Linked DNA regions of Mus musculus: region 1 is linked to region 2. The links are chromatin loops, found by intact Hi-C in ENCODE. Cell type or tissue: left cerebral cortex. All regions are shown on one strand. Each heading gives the region's core, and the rest is flanking DNA. Links, peaks and the distances in the headings are about the cores only.

Region 1 (8,338 bases), core at 46-8,045, 280 kb before region 2:
GTCCTATAGATTTTTCTTCTACCAAAGTTCACTCTCAGAATGAAATTCTACGTGCTGTGTGACTATGACTCCTAAGACTTCCAGGGCTTAAGGGCTAACTCCTATTAGCACCTTACTATGTAAGCAAATGCTACAAAAAAAAAAAAAACTCTGGGTTAAAAAAATTTGGCTTAAATGTATCCTTTGTTATTTTAAATATATCAAGATATTTTAATTAAAATTTTTACCCCTTTGAACCAATTTTATAGTATTTGTACCTATTTTGGTGTTTTGTCTTTATAGTAAATAAAAGTTTTTGAACAAAAGTTAACTGGTATTTTGGCTTTTTTTTTTTTTTTAATGGAATCTCATACTAATAGAAAGGTTCCAATCACAAAAGAACTCACACAATATGTACTCACTGATAAGTGGATATTAGCCCAGAAACTTGGGATACCCAAGATATAAGATACAATTTGCTAACCGCAGGAAACTCAAGAAGAAGACCAAAGTGTGAACACTTTCCCTTCTTAGAATTGGGAATTGTTCCCTTCTTAGAATTGGGAACAAAACGCCCATGGAAGGAGTTACAGAGACAAAGTTTGGAGCTGAGACAAAAGGATGGACCATCTAGAGACTGCCATATCCGGGGATCCATCCCATAATCAGCTTCCAAACGCTGACACCATTGCATATACTAGCAAGATTTTGCTGAAAGGACCCAGATATAGCTGTCTCTTGTGAGACTATGCCGGGGCCTAGCAAACACAGAAGTATCCACTTTCACAGTCAGCTATTGGATGGATCACAGGGCCCCCAATGGAGGAGCTAGAGAAAGTACCCAAGGAGCTAAAGGGATCTGCAACCCTATAGGTGGAACAACATTATGAACTAACCAGTACCCCGGAGCTCTTGACTCTAGCTACATATGTATCAGAAGATGGCCTAGTCGGCCATCACTGGAAAGAGAAGCCCATTGGACTTGCAAACTTTATATGCCCCAGTACAGGGGAACGCCAGGGCCAAAAAGGGGGGGTGGGGGGGTAGGGGAATGGGGAGGAGGGTATGGGGGACTTTTGGGATAGCATTGGAAATGTAAATGAGGAAAATGCCTAATAAAAAAAATAAAATAAAATAAAATAAAGGTTCTGAAAGCACTGCCTTTCACCCTGGTGACTCCTCGGCTGCCTGCTCACACCCTTCATACCCACAGGTGGATTATGGGAGCCTCTCAGTCTGAGAGTGGTGCTTCCTCGGCAGGCTGGGAACATGCAGGTGGGCCAAATGCTCCAGGCAGTGCCCTGCTTTTGGCACATGATGGTAGAAGGGATGTGCACCACCCGTGTGTTCCTGTGCTGCCGAGACGAGGGGCCCCTGATAGGCAACAGACCACATAAATCCCATCTGTCATCCGGTTTAGCTGTGTGCTCTTAGCTCTGCGTTATCCTCATACTTACCAAATGATGATTTTTTTTTCCTTAGCATGTGTCAACTGGTACTTTGCTATTAGGGAGGTTAAATTAATGGGATACCATGTGACTTTTGATACATGCGTACACTTAACTTTAAATGCTACAGTCCATTAAAGGAATCCGTGCTCTTTGGGAAAAATGGCTGCTCCAAGGATCACGCAAGACAGATACACAAGATGGAGCTAAATGTATGACATATTCAAAGAATAACAGTGGCTTGCTGTGACAGGCAAGCCATTTATTTATCATATAATGTCCTTTATTTGCTGAAGATCCGTGATGGAAGGTCAGTTTCTGAGGCTTAGCATCTGTCCTGACTCTCATTCTAGCAAAGGTTCTGTATAACAGCCAATAGAGTGAATACGTATTACAAGGGTGTTTAGTAGATTGGCTTACCATTACAACACTAGGTGATCAACAAGAGCTGTCTGCATTCCAGACGCTGAGTCACTGGTAAACTGCTCAGCCCAGGAGCCTGGACACCTCAGCAGCACCGGCTGGCACTGAAGGGCTGGAAGATTTCTGGGAAGATGTGTATCTTTTAACTATGTAGGAAAGCTGAAGAGCCTGGGTTCTGATAGCACCATCTCAGGTCACCAGCAACAAGTGAAGGCAAGCAAGCAAACAACAGTTGTTCCTCTGGTCCTCCTTACATCTGGTTTGCCGCTCATGGAAGGGTGCTTCCCAGTGAGTGCATCCAGGCACTGCTGTTTGGCAGCATCAGAAAGATCTCTTGCCATCAGACACACGGACCAGGACATCCTGCCTCGCTCATACTCTGGACTCATCCTACTTACTGTTTAAAGCTGCTCACTTTCTATGTTATGATTGCTTTCCTATGTGTATGTGTGTGCCTGTGGAGGCCAGAAGAAGGCATATCTATAACTGCAGTTGTAGATAAGTTGTAAGCTTCCATGTGGGTACTAGGAACTGAACCCCAGTTTTCTGCAAGAACAACTAGTACTCTTAACTGCTGAGTCACCTCTTCAGCCCATAAACTACTTTTAAAAAAAAGATTTATTTATTTTATACATATGAGTATACTGTCACTGTCTTCAGACACACCAGAAGAAGGCATCAGATCCCATTACAGATGGTTGTGAGCCACCATGTGGTTGCTGGAAATTGAACTCGGGACCTCTGGAAGAGCAGTCAGTGCTCTTAACCACTCAGCCATCTCTCTAGCCCCCAACCCATAGACTCTTAATTTACCTGGGAAATCATGTCTACCCAGGCCAAATAATCCTCTTCTGTTAATGTCTTAGTATCCCATGTATGAGTCACCAGTCTCTTATTCTATAGGGCTGTGGGGTTGTCACTGTAGAGACAGTATCACCCTAGTTTCTATGGCTAAAACAGACTCAAGTCAGTTGAACTGGTCAGCAGTGGAGAAGAGGGGCACTGTCATATCAGTGTCTCCAAAGGCTGTGTAGGGTACTATTTGAGAGAACAACTATTGTTTAGGACTGAGGGAACAACAACCAGGAACTACCATAAGTCAAGGAACCTGGGAACAACTTGATACAGCCCAAGGTGGAAGACAGACAACGGGAAGCAACCATGGACAGAGAAAGAGTTAAACTCCAAAATATATATATATTAAAAAAAAAGTGTCATGAGGCTCAATTCAGGCCATGAAGGGTACAGTGATTGTGGCTTCAGCTTCTGAGGAGCGGAGCCCATCACCTGAGGACAGCTGCACCATCTGACCACCTTGACGCTGAGGTCAGTAGATACATCAAGCATTTGGACAATTCTGAACATCCAATGGAATATTTCACCCACACTTGACCCAACACACACACAGAGAGAGAGAGAGAGAGAGAGAGAGAGAGAGAGAGAGAGAGAGAGAGAGAGAGAGAGAGAGAGAGAGAGAACACGAAGGAAGCACACAGGAAGGATAGAGCAGCGGTTCTCAACCTCCCTAATGCTGTGACCCTTTAATCCAGTTCCTCATGTTGTGGTGAGCCCCAACCATGGAATTATTTTTTGTGGCTACTTCATAACTGTAATTTTGCTACTGTTATAAATCATAGCGTAAATATCTGTTTTCCAAAGATCACAGGTAACCCCTGTGAAAGGGTCTTTTGACACGTACCAAAGGGGTGTAACCCACAGATTGAAAACAACTGGGTTAGAGGAATAAAGAGAAATGAGGGGAACGAAGTATTAATAAAACAATTATACTAAAAGGAAGGAAGGGAGAGAAAGAGAGAGAGAGAAGGAAGGAAGGAAGGAAGGAAGGAAGGAAGGAAGGAAGGAAGGAAGGAAGCAAGCAAGCAAGCAAGCGAGCAAACGTAGGCGATGATGCACTGGGTAAGGCACTTGCTGTACAAGGCGTGGGGATACGAGTTTTAATCCTTAGAACTCAAAGCCAGACACAGCAGCACAGGTCTGTAAATCCAGCAATCTTACGGAGAATGGGAGGAAGAGCAGCCCCAGAGCTACAGGACCGCTGGTGAACACAGCAGCAAATAGTGAGAGGCTGTCTCAAACAAAACTAACGGTGAGGACTGATACTCGAGGCTGTCCTCTGAACCCTACAATTGTACACACACGCAGGGGGTAAGGGGAGGGGTGGGGGAGGATGCCAGATGAGGAGTAAACTTTATATACTGCGGGTGTGAATACAATGAGAAATTTTCAAAGTAAAAAAAAAAAAAATTAGAAAAATATTTTGAAGTCTAAAGAGTCTTTGGTTTGACTAGACTTTTTTTTTAAGTACTTTCATTTTTTTACTTTAAATAGATAAATAAATCTTTATCTTCCCTTGCTGCTGAGGGCCTGCATTCCCCTGTACTTAGAAAGAAAAAAAAAAAAAAAATCCTTTGACCATAATCCATGTCCAGCAGAGGGCAGCAGAGTAAAACTGATTTAAAGGGTTTCTTGGTGTGTTAACTTTGCTGAGAAATCTTAGTTTGTTATTCTCCACTCAAAACTACAGCATAAACCCTGGTGATTTCCTCAGAAAGCTGGAAAAAATACACACAACAAAATCACCAATAGTCCCATTTTTACAAACGAGAATCTAGATTTGGTATTTACCTTCTTCCTAAAATGACATGCCTACATGGTAACCTGCTGCCGAGGAAAAGCCAAGTCCAGACACTTGCTGCCTTCCTGCAGGGGCACCGGGTCTCAAACCCACTTTACTCCTGGCTGCCAATCACCCACCCATCCATCCATCCGTGCCAGCCGCCAATCATTGTCCTTTGAGTTCTGGAGATTCCTCCTCACCTCAGCTCTGCTTACAAACCCTGATGTCTGCCCACCGCTTTAGTGCAATGGGCTCACTCCACCTAAAACTTTATTCTCCACTATTGCCAAAAACAAAAGTCTGCTTTTCTCCCCTTCCTCTCACTCTGTGAACCCTCTGTGCTCTAGTCCCACCCCTGCACCTTGCTGAAGACAGTGACTCTCCACCTCGTTCCCCCTCAGAGTATCTAAGAACTACTGCCACCCTTCAGTGGACAATTAAGGCTGCTACACCTCCTGTGTTCTACACAGTTCTATGAGCACCATGCATGCTACAGTTTTACTAGATGTGTGTGGTTGTTATAATTTTGTCCTGGCAGAGGGCAGTAATGTCGCCGAAGGACAAAGTGGCTTTTGCTAATTTGCATGAAAACTAGCAAGAAACCACTTTTCTCATTTTTGTAGCTGGTCTTGGCTTCTTTGTGGGTTCTCCTTTTTCCTACTCTTTACCCCTCCCTCAAACCCCAGTTTCACCACCTAAGACTAGATCGGAGAGAAACAAAGATAGAGGGAAAAGAGACAGAAGGACAGAGAGACCCCTGAATTTAATGTCTTCCTATTATTTCTTCTTTGACCACAGCTACTAACCACAACCAACTTCCCTAAGCCACTGATGTCCATACACCACGCCTCTCAGGGCCTCTGAAAAGTTCCCAGAATTCCACACTTGACACAATTACAGAAATAATCTGCAGCTGGCAAAGCCAGGTTTCTGCATGAGGCAAATCATAGAAGCTGCTGTGGATAGTCCAGGCAGCCCCACATCCCTACCTCTGGGATTAAAACAAAAGCACGTTCTTGTATTTCTCTGCTTTTAAAGAAACCGAAATTCCTCAGTTCTCGGAAATATCACAGTTCCCTCCTTCTGTTTTAAGCTGTGGTGGTTTGAATATGCCCAGTGGCACTGTTAGGAGATGTGGCCTTGTTGGAGAAAGTGTGTCACTGCAAGGGGTGGGCGATGTGAACCTCCTCCTTACCACGTGGGAGCCAGTTTTCTCCTAGTGGCCTTCAGATGAAGATGTAGAGCCCCCATCTCCTCCTGCATCACATGCCTGCCTGGATGCTGCCATGCTCCTGCCTTGATGATAATGGACTGAACTTCTGAATCTGTAAGCCAGACCCAATTAAATGTTGCCTTGGTCATGGTGTCTCTTCACAGCAATGGAAACCCTAACTAAGAGAGAAGTCACTAATTGTGCTGTGTGTAGTGAAAAATTATAAAGAGACATTTTCAAAGAACCAAGTGTTTTTCAAGTCAGTGGCCAAGGTTTTCAGGAGACATCTCCTGCTCAATTATAATATTTAAAACCTTTTATTTCCTGTGGAAATATAAACAAATCTGCATCCCCAACACAGAATGTTTGCTGGCTTCTACTCTGACGTTAACACATCCTCATAGTATGTATGGCGATCTAATTCCAGGGTGTTTTCTATAACCCAGTCTCTTTTTCTCATTAACATCCATTTGTTTTGTTTTGTTTTGATTTGTTTTGTTTTGTTTTGTTTTGTTTTTCGAGACAGGGTTTCTCTGTGTAGCCCTGGCTGTCCTGGAACTCACTTTGTAGACCAGGCTGGCCTCGAACTCAGAAATCGACCTGCTTCTGCCTCCCAAGTGCTGGGATTACAAGCGTGCACCACCACTGCCCGGCTCAACATCCAGAAAACTTAAAGTTAGTAGAGCACTATTCTATCTCTGAGGTTTTTATTTTTCCTATCTGCTTTATAGCATTTCCTTTAAGGTGTAATTAAATCTTTCTTTTTTTAATTAAAGATTTATTTATTATTATACATAAGTACACTGTATCTGACTTCAGATGCACCAGAAGGGGGCATCAGATCTCATTATGGGTGGTTGTGAGCCACCATGTGGTTGTGGGATTTGAACTCAGGACCTTTGGAAGAGCAGTCAGTGCTCTTACCTGCTGAGCCATCCTGTCAGTCCTAATTAAATCTTTCTACAACCACTTGTCCTGGATTTGGACAATTGGCACAGCCTAGAATTGTTTTTTGTTTGTTTGTTTGTTTTGTTTTTGTTTTTTCCGAGACAGGGTTTCTCTGTGTAGCCCTGGCTGTCCTGGAACTCACTCTGTAGACCAGGCTGGCCTCAAACTCAGAAACCCGCCTGCCTTTGCCTCCTGAGTGCTGGGATTAAAGGTGTGTGCCACCACGCCTGGCTGACCTAGAATTGTTTTTGATGACCTGTATCTATGCCTTCCCCCAGAATGGTAGATGTACCATTTCACCCCTTCTTACCTGGGGTTGCAGGAATATTAATCAGAGTATCCCACTGTTGTAAAAGGTCCCTTCCCCATAAATTTATGGATATATCAGTCACATAAAGCCTTAACTTTGATTTTTGGCCTTTAGGTGCCACACAGTATTTATTATTTACTTATTTATTTATTTTATGTATATAAGTACACTGTAGTTGCCTTCAGACACACCAGAAAAGGGCATCAGCTCCCATTACAGATGGTTGTGAGCCCCTATGTGGTTGCTGGGAATTGAACTCAGGACCTCTGGAAGAGCTCGTAACCACTGAGCCATCTCTCCAGCACAAGTCCCACACGTTTAATTCATCACACACTTTGTTTTTTTAGGATACCTTTCCAATTCCTAGGAACGGGGCATAAACTTTTTGAAGTGGTCATTCTAAATTCCAAGATTTTTGTAAAATGATAGTTACATCAGCTCCTGTATCTATCAAACCTTCTATTTCAATACCATTTACTTGCAGTTTTAATGATCACATTAGCCAGAACACATGTTTTCCAGTACTTCCAGACCCTCCTGTCCTTTCTACTGGAGTGGCTTTGCCTGTGATGTAGGGAAACAGCAGCAGCTGAGCAAGCCTGTCACCTGTATTAAATTGCATCTCTTTTTTACATAGGCCATCATTTTAATTTCCCCTTAGACTGCTTCATCTATAATTCCTAGATGCACAGTGAATGCCTGGGAACTCAATCCGCTTCTTCCCAAGATCATTCCTACTGTCCCTGAGTCTGAAGACAGCTACAGTGTAATCATATCCATAAAATAATAAAATAATTAAAGAAAGAAAGAGAGAAAAAAGAGGAGGAGAGAAAAGAAGAGAAAAGAAAAAAAAAAAAGAGAAGAAAAGAAAAAAGAAAAGAAGAAACATTGCCCCTAGAAATGGCTCATTCACTTTTCTGGGCACAAAATACCGTATTTCTCACAGTTAAGGCACTGGGTGTTTTGAGATTTGAGGCTTTTGGTTTGATCACAGTCTCTTGCAGATAACCATATTTCCCACAATTGAAGCACCAGGCATTTTGATATCAGAGACCTCTATTGTTGGACATATTATATTAGCATGGTATATGTTAGAACCAATATCGGTTGTCTCCCTTACCCATTCGCTCATACCTGCTGCTAAAGTCTTTACGGACCTTGTAACGTTTTGCTGTGGTCTTCACGTTTTCAAACGCTAAGGTGTCTGTCAGCACCTGCCTTTCATCAGGGTTTAATACTGCTTGCTTACACCTAAGACTAATCTTTGTAAAACTTCAGTGAAGGCTTCTCCAGAGCCTTGTATAAGCTTTGTATTAAAAAAAAAAAAAAAAAAAGTGGATTTCCCCCTCCCAGACTCCTCAACTTTGTTCCAAGCTCTT
Region 2 (8,338 bases), core at 243-8,242:
AAGACACTCTAGAAGAGGGCATCAGATGGTTGTAAGCCACCATGTGCTTGCTGGGATTTGAATTCTGGACCTCTGTAAGAGCAGTCTGTGCTCTTAACCACTGAGCCATCTCTCCAGCCCCTGAAAAATCATTTCTTAACCCAAGGTCTCAAGCATTTTTTTTTTTTTTTAATCCTGCTGTCTTTGCTTCCCAAGTGCTGGGGTTGATTATAGGTGTGTTCCACCACATCCAAACTAGAATAATTTTAACTGTTTTTGTGCTTATTTCCCAGTGCACAGTTAAAATACAATCTTTTCTCAGAACCCTTATCCACTTTATAGGCAACCCACACCCAAGGCCTATTGGAATTTGTACACATGGGTTTCTTGATTACCCTTCTCTTTTTGTGCCATTTTGTGTGAGGTAATATAAGGCTTATTCTGTTTGTAAAAGTCTTATGACTAACATAAAACATATCGCCAAAAGCTATTTGAAAAGTAAAATTGCCATTAAAGTTTGTACGTCTTATTATTTAAACATTAATAACACAGGGTAAGGGCAGAAAATTGTTACAGTGCAGTAAACTCTTAGTGCTTTTCTAGAATGGGGAGCATCACTAATCTGTAGAGTCATTTATGATGATAGATTTTGATTCTGTTTAAGTTGAGTGTAGTTAACTCCCCATTCCAAACTTGAGGTCTAACCATGCCTGACAAGCACCAAACACTCCGTTGCTGCGCTAGCACTCTTTACTATTTGTTTATTTAAGCTTTTTTAAAAGATAGGATTTTATGTAGCCCATATTGACCTCTGAATCTGTGTGATGGGATATGACCTTTGACCTTTAAACCGTCTTCCTCAAACTTCAAAATTCTGAGATTACATATTTGTGATAGTGCCCACTGCTTTTCATTTTTGGGGACAGAATCTCATCAAGTTGCCCAGCTTAGTTTCAAACATTTTGTGTAGTTCAGCCAGGTATTGAACTTGTATGAGTCTTCTGTTTCAGCTCTCTAGTAGCTGAGCTTCTAATAGGTTCTGGACACCCAAGTTTAGTTCCAGATTTTTCTAACCAAGCAAGAGTAGTCATCAACCTGGAGCCTGTCAAACTGAAGTCTTAGGTAGTGAGCATCTGAGATTTTTTTCTTTTGCACTAAAGCAGTGGTTCTCAACCTTCCTAATGCCTGCAATCCTTTAATGTATGGTGACCCCGAACCATGAAATTATTTTTGTTGCTACTTCATAACTAAAATTTTGCTTTTATGAGTATGTAGATAGTTTTGGAGTTTTGCCAAAGGGGTCATGATGGCCACTTCCCCACAAGTTAAACTACTGCCTTAAAAAGGACAAAATACAAGCTTTTGCTTTTAGTGTTGATAAGCATATATTGTTCTTGTGCCCCCCCCCCCCCCCCCCCTTTGGGGTTTTTTTATTTGTGTTTGAGACAAGGTCTCTGTATCTTTGGCTGCCTCTGCTTGTGACCTCGTTCTTCACTCTAGTGAATTTTTTTAATTACAACCTTACAAGCCTGTAAGCTTTAATTACAAGGGTTTTTTTTTTTAAATATCATCTTATCAATAATCTTAGATTACTGTTTGTCATTAACTGCTTGTTTCTCTACTGGGATTTTCAGTTTTGTTTGTATCATGTCTCTGTTTTTAATCTTGAGTAAGTGGAACAAACATTACTATCATGTTCTTTAGTTCAGTATAATGATAGCCCTCAGTTTTTGTTTGGAATGATGTACAGATTAGATGGATTAAGGGTGATGTTAAAACGGTGGCTTTGTGCCTGAGATATGTAGTATTTTAGCTCCATCATGTGGTCAGAATATAAACTACATGTGCCTGATTATGCCTGTGCCTTAGGTCAGTTTACATAGTGTTTTTGCATATAGATCTAATTAAAACAAGTTTCAGTTTCCTTTTTACTAGTACATACTTTCATGGTTGTTCTCTGTAAGCAGTTGCTTTAAATTCTTTCTGAGTGTTAATATTTTTTCCCAAATTTTATCTTATATGTATGAGTATACATGAGTCTGCAAGTATGTTTGTGTACCATGCATATACCTGGTGTCCACAGAAGCAAGCACCTTCATCCATTTAGCCCACCTGTATCTGGCCTGCAGTAAAAGTAACCTTTCAGTAAGGTGTAGTGGCATTTACCTTTTAATTTCAGCAGTTAGGAGGTAGAGGCAGGTAAATCTCTTGAGTTTGAGGTCTGTATGGTCTGTATACCAAATTCTGCTCCAGGCCAGCTTGGGATATATGATGAGACCATGTTAAACAATAATATAAACCAAAGCATTTTGAGCTGGGGAGATGCTCTAGGTAAAAAGGCTTGCTGTGGAGTATGACAACCTGATTTTCATCTTGGAAAATCCGGTCTGTACCTTTTTAATTCCAGCCCTGTGGGGAGAATGAGACAAGTAGCCGGGTCCCTGGGAACTCCTGAGTCAGCCAAGCCTAATTGGTGAGTTCCAGGTCAGTGAGGGACCCCACCTCATCTGTTACCTTTAATATAGAAGAGATAAGCAATCCCATGAACAGGTTACTAACTTTCATAGTAGGAACTGTTAGAAAAAGAAGATCCCAGGAGTGCATTGTTAAAAGGGTAGATGAACTAGAGTTGTACCTTGCTGGCTGGCCCTTTGTATAGTGTGCTCAAGGGCCGTAGGTTCAGTCTCCTGCATTGGAAGAAGAAAGCAAGAAAGGAGGGCAAAAGGCATGTTGGCTGTAGAAAATTTAAAACAAAACACATTATGATGAAATTCTACTAGAGTGAAAAACTGCATATTTTTAGTATTATATGGCTATCAAGAGTATCATTACCACTTTGAAATTTTATTTACTTTAAAATACAAGATCTTTGTGTATCTTTGAGTGGCTTCAAATGTACTTAGTAGCCCAGCTTGGTTTGCATCTAAAGCTGACTTCAAATTTACAGTCTTCCTGTCTTAACCTTTTCCTATAGTTCATTACACTGGGTCAGCCTGGTTATTTGTTCTTTCATGACCACAGTTAAAATGCAGTGGTTATAGTAAGACTATTTTAACACTTAACTGTGTGTCTAAGTAGGCTTGTATTGAAATACCTTTTAATTGCATTTTAGTAGGATAAGGGAATCCCAAAATTCAGACTGGTAGTTTAGTTAATTGAAGTATCTTTGTGGGATATAATGTACTATGTAACTTTTTTTGTGTGTTTATATAATTTTTATTGAGGTACAGTAGTGTTCAGAGAAAATAGAGGAAACCATTTTTGTATTTGGAAACAGTCTAGCTAGCCTCAAAGTCTAGCTGAGAGATGACTTTTACTTTTTTTCTGGCCTTCTTCTCTCCACTTCCTGTGTGCTGGGAGTTAAAGTGTGCTTTACTGTGTCCATTTTTGGCATTCTAGGGATCAAGTCTGGTGATAAGCACTCTACCCACTGAGCTGTATTCCCAGTTCCTAATTCTAGGAATTAAAAAATTCTTTTTCATTAATGACTTATTTGTTCTTTAGTCTTTAAGAGTTGCATTGTGTCCTACAATATGGTCTGTTTTAGAAAACAGTTCTTGGAGTGCTGAAAGACAATTTTTCAATGTTGAGGTCTAATGTTCTATAGAGACTCATTTGCAAGTAGGGCTACGGGTTGGGAGAAGAGAGATAATTTCCCCTAAAGTATTAGAACCTCATAAGTTCCTGTAGATAACTCATTTTACTCATTTAAGACTGCCCCCCACCCCTTTTTTTGGCCAGGCTGTGGTTGAGCATGCCTTTAATCCTATTTCTTGTAAGGCAGTTCCAGGACAGCCTGGTCTACAGAGCAAGTTCCTGGACATCCAGGGCTAAGTCTGTCTCAAAGGAGAAAAAATTGTCCTTTTGGTGGGGTGGTTCTGGAGTTTGAGGCCATGATCCTGTACATGCTAAGAAAGTAATGTCATACCCAGTCCTGTTTTAATGTCATGAAAAATACTATACAGAGGTTTTAATGAAATATTTAAGCATACAATCACCTACAAGGTCATATCCTAAACATTTTGCCTCATTTGTATTACTTTTGGAAATAGAGCATACTTATATATTCAACATGTCCTTACTATTTACTTCTTCACAATCTACTTCCTACCTTGTTGGGAATACTAGGCTTATGTTTCTGTGACTTATCTGTTTATGTGTTGTATTTTTTCTGAGTTACTTACTATGGGTTGGAGTTTTCTTTAGTGTCTTTAAAAAAAAAGATTTATTTATTTATATATAAATACACTGTAGCTGTCTTCAGACACTCCAGAAGAGGGCATCAAATCTCATCATGGGTGATTGTGAGCCACCATGTGGTTGCTGGGATTTGAATTCAGGACCTTCGGAAGAGCAGTCAGTGCTCTTAACCACTGAGCCATCTCTCCAGCCCTTTTAGTGTGTTTTAAGTTAAATTATTTTTCATTCTTTACAAATCTCTCTAGATATAGTACCTTAGTGTATTTTAAGTAGTTTTTCTTTTAAAGATTTATTTATTTATTATATGTAAGTACACTGTAGATATCTTCAGACACTCCAGAAGAGGGAGTCAGATCTCATTATGGATGGTTGTGAGCCACCATGTGGTTGCTGGGATTAGAACTCAGGACCTTCGGAAGAGCAGTTGATGCTCTTAACCACTGAGCCACCCCTACAGCCCAAGTTTTTTTTTTTTTTTTTTAAGGTTTTAGTAGTAATAATGTATCTCATGTTAGTCTTCTATCTAGCATTCTTGCTTAATCCATACTTTGTGGGTATTGCTGGTGTTGGTATTGTTTTTTCTTCTTTATTGTGACTGGATATTGAATCCAGGGCCTATCAAATGCAAGTGCTCTACCACTAGTAACCCTATGCCCTAGTCCATCTTGAATTTTTTTTTTTTAAAGATTTTTTTAAAAATTTATTTATTACATGTAAGTATGTAAGTACACTGTAGCTATCCTCAGATACTCCAGAAGAGGGAGTCAGATCTCATTACGGATGGTTGTAAGCCACCATGTGGTTGCTGGGATTTGAACTTCGGGCTTTCGGAAGAGCAGTCGGGTGCTCTTACCCACTGAGCCATCTCACCAGCCCCATCTTGAATTTTTTATATAGGCAATCATTTTTGAATACTAACTTTTTGTGTCTTTTTACAGTTTTGTTTCTTATTTGTATTTTACTGCACTGGCAATTTTTCAGGAGACTTTGAAAAGTCTTGCATTGTATCTTTTTTTTGCAAGCAAATAAACATATATTCTACTGTTTTGGGATGTTAGGTAGGAGACAAGTATATGACTAGTGACTTAGCAAACAGTAAAACTGAAACAGGCACTGGTTTGTCTTGCTTCCTGAGGTCTTTGGAGGTTTACAACAGGAAGGAGGGGCCTAGGAAGGTACTTCCTTTGCATCTAGTCTATAGAATCATCTACATTTATGGTAAACCTGTTTTTGCCAGGTGGTGATAGTCAACACTTTGAATCCCAGTACTTTGTGGGTAGAGACAAGCAGTTCTCTGTGAGTTTGAGGCCAGCCTGGTCTACAAAGCCAGTTCAGGACAGCCAGGGATACATAGAGGAAACCCTGTGAGCTAAAGGGATCTGCAACCCTATAGGTGGAACAACATCATGAACTAACCAGTACCGCGGAGCTCTTGACTCTAGCTGCATATGTATCAAAAGATGGCCTACTCGGCCATCACTGAAAAGAGAGGCCCATTGGACACGCAAACTTTATATGCCCCAGTACAGGGGAACGCCAGGGCCAAAAAGGGGGAGTGGGTGGGTAGGGGAGTGGGGGTGGGTGGGTATGGGGGACTTTTGGTATAGCATTGGAAATGTAAATGAGCTAAATACCTAATAAAAAATGGAAAAAAAAAAAAGAAAACCAAAAAAAAAAAAAAAAAAACCAAAAACTCCAAACATAAAACCTTACTCTTTGTTTCAGAGGAGGTTGCTATTTGATGTTCATTCATGCAAGCATGACTGTAAGAGATGGTCCATGGGAAAAGTAATAGTGGTATTGGTATTAAAAAAAAATTGGATGGGGGATGCACAGGATGGGTACATAGTAGATTTCCTCTCCCAACTACCTACTTATCAGTCCTTACACACTCTTTGCTGAACCTGACTTTTCATGTGATGTTTTAGTTTTGTCAAATACTGATCAATGGCTGGAACCATTTAATTTGTCTGGTACAACATGTAATTATTATTCCTAGCAGCTCAGGAGGTGGCCAGAATTCACCAAGCTGTGGAAAAGTGCTGGATGATGGAGCTGTGTAGGTGATATACTTTCTTTTTCTGGACAGACAAGATAGGCAGCTTAAAGTAACCTAATATTAGGTGTTACTGTTGCACAATATAACCAAACCCAAAAGTTGGATCTAGACAAGCCTATGGAGGGAAGCTAGAGAGAGAAGGGTTAAGAGATTGATTCCAGACCGGGCAGTGGTGGCATATGCCTGTAATCCCAGCAGTTGGGAGTCAGAAGCAGGTCGATTGAGGCCAGCCTGGTTTCTACAGAGTGAGTTCCAGGACAGCCAGGACTGTTGGGAGAGGAAATCTACCATGTACCCACCCTGTACACAGAGAAACCCTGTCTTGGAAAAAAAAAAAAGAAAGAAAAGAAAAAAGATTAATTCCAACATGCAAATACTGTACTTAATGAACATTTGTCACTCCAGTTTTGAGGTTGTTTTGTTAATGATAGGTTAAGTGTCCAATAGGTTTTTCTTCTGTTTAGAATGGGCTCTGGTATAAAATGATTAAGACCTTGTATTTTGGTGTACACTCAGCAAAGAGTGTACAGACTCTTTGGACCCATGGTAGATTGACCCTCACAATAACTGTGACAAATAGCACATAGCTAAATGTAACTGGTGATGTTAAATGTCAAGTGGACAAGCAGTACCAGCTCCTCTTTTCATCCATGCCAGATTTTTAGTTAAGGTGCTTTTAAACAGTCACAAGTAGGTAATCTTGAGCTTGATAAAATGCTTTTTTCCTCCTTTCACAGAGATGATATCCTGCCCTGCTCCCCACCCCCACCCTTCAGCAGCTATTTGAGGGGCAAGGCTCAGCACTCCAGGGGCAGAGGGGCAGGGGTGGGGAAAGGGGCAAGGAGTTTCAGGCCAGCCTGGTTGAGTTCTGGGACATCCAGAGCTACATAATAGACTGTTTTAAAGCAAAGGACCTAACTAAAATGTTGAATATAACTGAGTTTGGTGTACAACTGTTATCTGAAGGATAAGACAAGGCATAGGGATTTCCAGGAGATTCAGGCCAGCGTGGACAATAGAGCATGACTCTGAAGCATGGCTCTTGTAAGGAGTGGAGTATTGCTGAATGCTGCCTTCCATGCATGGCATGGCTGTTCACTCTTGATTTCATAGCAATTGTGAAACACAAGATTTTGCCTGCTCTCCTGGTGTTAGGAATGGGAGGGACTAAACAAATTCTCTCTCACCCCTTCCCTAGAATGTATAGGTAGCCAGTGGTTGCTGATAGAGCAAACATTTTCTTCACTGATGTAGCACTGTTAAGATGCCCATGCTGCTGTAAAAAGCCACCACTCTTGCTCATAAGAAGCTAAGAAACCTTAATGAAATGCATTGGGTCACCAGAAAAATGACAGAAAAAGGTAGAAAGGGGGATTAGCAGGAGTAGGAGACGAGAGAGATGGGCATAAGTACGATCAAAATGTAAGTGCCAATAGCTCTGTGTATCCAATAGCATTGAATAGGTTTTTTTTTTGAGACAGGGTCTTTCTTTCTGTAGCCACTACTGTCTAGCACTCAGATCCCTCTGCCTTGCTCTAGTACTGGGATTACAGGCCTATACTGTGTTATTTATAGGTTTTTTTCCCTTTCTCTCTCTCTCTCTCTCTCTCTCTCTCTCTCTCTCTCTCTCTCTCTCTCTCAATGTCTGGCTTTATATGTCTGTGTGAGGGTGTCAGATTTTGGAATTACAGACAGCTTTTGAGCTGCCATGTGGGTACTGAGGATTGAACCTAGGTTCTCTGGTAAAGCACTCAATGTCCTTCCTTATTCCCCAAGCTATCTCTCTCTCCAACCTCTATTATAGGCATTGATATATAATGTCAGATAATTTTTGTTGGAAAGTCATGATAGAGGATTTTATTGATGATTGTTAAGTGTTCTGGTGGTTTTTATTTTCACTTTGCTTTAGTAGTATATTAAGGGTATATTAAGGAAATTGAGTAGTTCTGTATTTATTTAAAGATAGTACATAAGGATTGGGATGTAGCTCAGTTGGTAGATAGAGTACTTGCTTAGCATTCATGATGTTCTGGTTCAGTTCCCAGTACCAGATAGACAGGGCATTGGTGATATACCCCTGTAGTTTTAGTGGAGACCTTC

Evidence for each region. Hi-C counts contacts between places; a loop is a spot of excess contacts. Peaks named below come from ENCODE experiments on the same cell type or tissue, not always from the same donor. Only the 100,000 strongest peaks of a DNase experiment are listed, where the experiment ranks them.
Region 1: it touches region 2 in a loop (17-fold over the local background); 22 of 42 quality-filtered maps call a loop at or near these places.

The regions. Positions count from the first base shown.
Region 1 is chr13:111,738,400-111,746,737 of GRCm38, reverse strand. Map3k1 (mitogen-activated protein kinase kinase kinase 1) reads left to right here. Exons shown (of 20, transcript NM_011945.3): 20 at 1-310. Among named protein-coding and RNA genes, the nearest start is that of Mier3, 56 kb to the right of the region's middle. In left cerebral cortex, for the core only: a CTCF peak has its summit at 4,312 (motif pointing right); DNase peaks (open chromatin) are centred at 4,311 and 5,394.
Region 2 is chr13:111,455,038-111,463,375 of GRCm38, reverse strand. All of the region lies in intron 3 of Gpbp1 (GC-rich promoter binding protein 1), which reads left to right. Among named protein-coding and RNA genes, the nearest start is that of Gpbp1, 31 kb to the left of the region's middle. In left cerebral cortex, for the core only: a CTCF peak has its summit at 1,813 (motif pointing left); a DNase peak (open chromatin) is centred at 1,797.